Linked DNA regions of Homo sapiens: region 2 is linked to region 1. Evidence: read pairs that join two places in POLR2A ChIA-PET (ENCODE). Cell type or tissue: HCT116. All regions are shown on one strand. Each heading gives the region's core, and the rest is flanking DNA. Links, peaks and the distances in the headings are about the cores only.

Region 1 (3,152 bases), core at 367-2,866:
TCAAGCAGTTAAGATTTTCGGCTCTTGAACTTTACAAAGAGTAACCTCACAGATGAAACAAACAAGGCTTAATTAGGTTATGACTTAACCTTGAGTGTACAAGATATTTTTAAAGGGGTGGCAAGCAGCTTTTGAAACCATCATTGCAAAGTGGTGACAGAGACAGTGAAAAAGATCTCATCCAACTTCATTTTGTTTTCAGCCCCCAAGCTGTCCTTGCCCATCCCTGGGTGTAGGCCAAACCAACTTTGGGAGGAGCCTGGTCTACAGACTATAGCCCAAAACAAAGATAATAACAGCCCCTTCCCAAGATATATTTCCCTCTAGCCTGCGGATCAGACCAAGAAACTAGCCACAAGATTAGAAACCATGGCTCAGGAGTCACACAGCTGGAGATTACAAGATTCTGATCCATTCAAGATCAGTGCTTAAGATATTCTGTAAACCCTGCCCTTGATGTATTAGCTAGCCCTACCCAGATTGATAAACTGGCTTTTCTGAATTTGTGGCCCTCACCCAGGAACTGACTTAGCACAAGAAGACAGAGACTAAAAAAAAGTATTGCCATGTGGTTATAGGACATGTTCCCAAGGACATGAAACAAGATGGAGGTAAAGTTTATTATGGACCATTTTGTTGAGCTGGCTTGAACAGCAGGCTTATGGCATCCTGGGCCTGTATCCTAACCTAAGGTACTCTTTCTTTTGACAGAACTATACAGAAAGACACACAAAGTACACCAGATTGGCTACAGTGTAATACCAACCTCACAAATCCTCTTTCATTGATTAAAACTTTACAGAGAATATAAACATTGCTCCTTACTATTTCGTTTACTGATTTTCACAGGGAGAGAGAAGCCAAAAGCCTGACTGGTAAAAAAGTGCTTTTACCTTTTTGCTAGCATGTCAGGCTTCTGGGTTCCCTTTTCCCAAGCTGAACTCTAAGCCAAGCCTTTTAAGATTTGGGGAAATTAACTTTTCCCGGTTTGGAGGAACATTATAAAAGAATAGATAGAAGCCATTTTAAATCATGAAAGAAGGAAAAACACCATAGAAAAGTCTAGATTTTCCAATTAGGGTTGTCAAGAAATACTGCTTTCCTTCTATTGGCAAAGTTGTTACCACTATTTTTCACCTTCTCCGTTTTCTGTTTTCCCTTTTTACCTATCACAGGAGACACATTACTCATACCCAAAATTATCTGCTGCCTGCAGAACTGGCTGTTTTTCAGCTGCAGTTAGGGTTTGGTTTAGAAGCAGCATAACATCCCTTCATGAAAGGTCAAACACTTGAGTTAAATTTTGGAAAACTGTATATCTATCAGGGTCGTTAGAAAATTGGCCTAAGTCTCCCTTTATTTCCCTAAGGTCCTGTAATGAGAAGGGAACTTGAGGGGGACCCAACTAAGGGGAATCCTCAGATTCTTCCCCTGAAGTTGCTTCTCTAACTTAGGAGAATCATTCTCCATAGGCCTGCCTGATATGACTACTAAAAGAGCTGGGTTGATTTTGTAATGCCTGCAAAGGTCTAGTAAGAAGGTCATGCCCCTGTGCAAAAGAAAATGAGCCACTTTTTCTTTAAAGTCTCAGGGTGAAATGAGTCTTTGTGTTTCAGAATGGACTCCAGGCGAGTGCAGGCTGATGATGGTACCTTTCTAGAATGAGAAGTGAGAAAAAGGCATGCCTTTAGTCTCCTTCCTTTTGGTGTGACCCAGGGTGGAGAGGAAGACAGTGGGGGGTGTCCTTTCTGCTTTTTTTCCCTCTTGGTTCCTGGATCCTGGCACCTTGTTGAACGTGCTACTCATGGTTGCAGGTGTGAACCCCAGCCATGGAACCAGAGGAACTAAGAGATTGGGATTAGTCACACTCACCCATGCAGCTCTAGTCCTCTGCCTGTGATTTCCCTTTGATGTCCTGGCCTTGTGTGACCTGCCTGGCTCCCTGCAGATCTCAGGAGAGACTATGTGACAGTTGCATTTCCCTCCTTAATGGAGAAAGTGTGCTAGTTTGAGCTCTGTATCTTGCTGTTATGGTCTGTGCTAAAGCATGTACCCTTAGAGAATGGTTACATTTAACTTCTGAACTTAAAATCCCCTTACTAATTAAGTACCATTCTAATTAGAGGCAGGATAGGTGCCTTAAAAGAATATAGGGACTGAATGGCCGTTTTCCTGCTGATGGGACAGTATGGAGGCTAAAATTTAGCTTTGAAGGATATTTTACTCCTAGTTGTTGAAGGCAGAGTTTTGTCATTCACAGAAGCAGCCTGTTCTCTACAAGAGGGCTGCAAAAAGGGAGAATTGGGAAGCTAGAGTGTTTCTGTAAAGGACCGACAATTTGCCTCATGGAGAGGATCCCCATTCCTCTAGGTGCCTCTTTTAACCTTCAACTGCTATGTGCTCTCTAGACCAACAGCAGAGTGACCATAACATGCCATGTGTTCTCCAGACCAAGGGCAGAGAGAGACCTGGAACTGCCATGTGCTCTCCAGACCAAGGGCAGAGAGAGACCTGGAACTGCCATGTACTCTCCAGACCAAGGGCAGAGAGAGACCTGGAACTGCCATGTGCTCTCCAGACCAAGGGCAGAGAGTGACATGGAAATGCCATGTGCTCTCCAGACCAAGGGCCAAGAGTAATGCCTACTGTGGAAGGGTTGGGGGGTTCTGTTCCTAGAAAATCACAAAGATGCCTTCCCTTGAGCTATATCCCTGGTTACTATGACATTCCCTGATCTTGCCAAACAAGACTACTTCCCTGAACTATAAAAATTCCTGCACATTGCATACTCAGAGAGAATAAGAAATATGGTGGTTGTGACCAGGAAATGAGGAAATTGTGATAGGAAAGTTGGAGAGCCTTTGGATAACAGTGGGAGGTAGCCCCAGCCAGAAATCCTCAGTTGCCCCAGGACTTCCACTAGCCCCACATGATGGCTAAGTTCTCTATGAAACAAAGCTGGTTCAAACATGGCCAACATGCCCAACAACCCACGAGTGCTGGGGGATTCTCCATGTAATCCTGTCCACCAAGTTTTGTAAATCTGGAACCCAAGCTAATCATTTTTAAATGATTGAAGGAGGCCCAGTATTTGGTTTGATTTGGTTCTAAAATGGAGACCGAGAGCCCCAAAATGAAAGGACAGAGTTGCA
Region 2 (3,152 bases), core at 209-2,708, 1.6 Mb after region 1:
CCAAACTAAGTATAAAGCAACATTTATTCCAGTTTATACATCTGTAAGACAGTTGGGCTTTGGCGGATCGGATCTATGCTGGGCTTGGCTGGGCTTGGCTGGCCTTGGTTCCACATCTGAAAATGTCAGATCCTTTTTGGATCAATTGGCTACCAGAGACACATTCTTCTCCTGGGGATGGAAGAAGTACAAGAGGGATAAGTGGACATATGTGATACCCTTAAGGCCTAGATTCAGAACTGGCACTGGCACTTCTGCCAAAGTAAATCACACAGTCCAGCACAATATTATGAATGGAGGTGGATATATTTTACCATTACCAGGAGGAATTGCGAATTTACATAACAAAGGACATGAATACAGGGAGATGCAAAGTATTGTGAACAATTACGCATTCTGCCATAGATTGTATTGTATTAAAACATACTTTTAAATTTACTGTGTCCTTTTCCTTTTGCTCTCTTCTCCTTCATATATCAGGCCAAAGATGTTTCTATAGTATTAGACATCTTAAAAGAACTAGCTTTGAATTTTGTTAATAAGCTCAAATTGATTTTTTTGTTTTATTTTTCTTCAATATTTATTTCTCAAATCCCTTCATTCTACTTTATTTGGGTTTATTATGTTGTTTATTTCCCCAGCTTCTTTGCTCATTTATACTCAATCTTTCTTTGCTAGAGCAAACATTTAAGAAAAATATAGGCTGGGCATGGTGGCTCATGGCTAATCCCAGCACTTTGGGAGGCTGAGGCGGGTGGGTCACCGGAGGTCAGGAGCTCTTGACCAGCCTGGCCAATATGGTGAAACCCTGTCTCTACTAAAAATACAAAAATTAACTGAGCGTGGTGGCACGTGCCTATAATCCCAGCTACCCAGGAGGCTGAGGCAGGAGAATCGCTTGAACCTGGGAGGCGGAGTTTGCACTGAGCCAAGATTGCATCTTTACAGTCCAGCTTGGGCGACAAAAGCGAAACTCCGTCTCAAAAAAAAAAAAAAAAAGAAAAAAGAAAAATGTAAATTTTCCACTGAACACTACTTTGGATGATTAATAATGTACTACTTTCATTATCTTATTTCCAATTTTTTTTCAAGACAGAGTCTTGCTGTCGCCAAGGCTAGAGTACAGTGGCACTATCTCGGCTCACTGCAACCTCTGCCTCTCGGATTCAAGCAATTCTCTCTGCCTCAGCCTTCCAAGTAGCTGGGATTACAGGTGCCCACCATCATGCCTGGTTAATTTTTGTATATTTAGTAGAGACGGGGTTTCACCATGTTGGCCAGGCTGGTCTCGAACTCCTAACTTCAGGTAATCTGCCTACATTGGCCTCCCAAACTGCTGGGATTAAAGGCGTGAGCCACCACACCTGGTCTATTTCCAAATTTTTATAGTTTAGTTTTATAGGCCTTGTTTAACGAAAAAGTTATTTAAACCCATATTTTAACATTTTCAGCTATCTGTAGAACACTTTAAAATTTTTTTTTGTTGAATCTTTTTCAGTTCTATTGTGGAATTCAACAGGTATGTTCAGTGTTCAGTGAACAAGGTGTGTCATGTACGTATGTATTTGTTTTCCAGGATTTGTGAGCAACTTCCTTTGTGGTCTATTACATGGTAAATTTTCAGAGATATTCTATATGAAAGAACGTGCATTTCCTTTTTGGTTGGGTGCACAGTTGTATGCGTATGTTAGATCCTACTTGCTAATTGTGCTATATTAGTCTTCTGTATTCTTGTTTTCTGCCTAATTGATCTTTTGGTATCTAAAAGAGATGTGTAAAAGTCCTCCAGAAAGATTGTAGATTAATCCATTTTTCCTCATATTTCTATCACTTTTCATAAAGTTTGAGACTGTGCTATTTTGGCATAAAAGCTAATGACTATTATGACTTCTTGATAATCTGTTTATTTTCAATATGAAATTTCTTTTATTTTGGGAAATAAGTGCCCATAAGCATTGAATTGAAAGCTCTGCAGGAAGGGTAGGGAGCACTAGGAAATGACAAATAGTGGCCTGGAAAATCAAGTGGAAGAAACCTTTCAAAGCACAGAGAAAAAAAGATGCAATTCATGAGGAAAAAATATTAGAGAATTAGAAGACAAACACATATATCCATACACGATAAACCCCAAAGTAACATTCTAGAAATTCCTGAACTCCAAGGATAAAGAGAAAACCTTATGAGCATTCAGACAAAAGACACAATTTGCCTATTAGTGAGATTGGCAACAAGTGTCTCATCTGCAATAGTAGAAGATAGAGTGGCATCCACAGATGAGCAAGAGAAAAGACCTGTAGCCCAACTCTCCTATAACAACCATAGATTTGTGCATATGCATGAATTCAGAAAATATATCTGATTTAAGGAAAAACTCAAGAAAAGATATCCAACAATAAATGAATGTGAACAGAGTACTCAAAATAAGGGTCTATGAAGAAAAGAGGAGAAGAGTAATGAGCAATTAACTTTGAAAAGTAAATGTATTTACATTTAAATTGATAATGACAAACTGTCTGGGGCTATGGAGAATAAGTAAAAATAAGGAACATCGCAATAGAAGAGACATAATGCCAGAGATACTCTAATAACAGTCCTAAACAAAAAGAACTAAAGGTGCTTAGCAATTCCTAGGAGCAGGGGGTTGAGGATAAGAACAAAGTAAAAACATTTCAAAGGCAATGAGAGGAGGCTAGGAGAGGAGAGGAGCAGGGATGAAGAAATATTTTAAAGATCTTATCTTATTGGGAATAAAGAGTGAGGAAATTAAGCATTCAGAAGGGAGAAAGATTGGGCACCATATTTTTGAGAAACAGAGGTCTAAGTGCTAAAAATTGAAAAATATTGTGGGACTTACAAATTAATTAGCAAGAAAGAAATTGTGAACAACCAAGTAAAAATGAATAATATAGTACTGTGGAAGGAATATCAAGAATATGGTCAGTATATAATACTCCTACGAGTACGTTCATGAAAGACTCACCTTCAGATTCAGCTGAAACAAAACCCAGGTACATACTGTCTACAAGAAGAACAGGAAAAAGAGCAAAGGAAGGCCAAGAAATGAAAGAATGGACCAAAAAATGCCAGAAAATACAAATGTTATCAAAACAAGAGAAGGAAAAATTAAATCTGAAAAAAGTGACAGAGTGGTG

Evidence for each region. Peaks named below come from ENCODE experiments on the same cell type or tissue, not always from the same donor. Only the 100,000 strongest peaks of a DNase experiment are listed, where the experiment ranks them.
Region 2: POLR2A ChIA-PET joins it to region 1 with 7 read pairs; 2 of 35 experiments call an interaction of 5 or more read pairs at or near these places.

Annotation. Positions count from the first base shown.
Region 1 is chr7:89,856,674-89,859,825 of GRCh38, reverse strand. No RefSeq gene overlaps it. Among named protein-coding and RNA genes, the nearest start is that of STEAP1, 300 kb to the left of the region's middle. In HCT116, for the core only: no CTCF peak of the experiment used is centred there; a DNase peak (open chromatin) is centred at 1,850.
Region 2 is chr7:88,235,240-88,238,391 of GRCh38, reverse strand. No RefSeq gene overlaps it. Among named protein-coding and RNA genes, the nearest start is that of SRI, 17 kb to the right of the region's middle. In HCT116, for the core only: no CTCF peak of the experiment used is centred there; no DNase peak of the experiment used is centred there.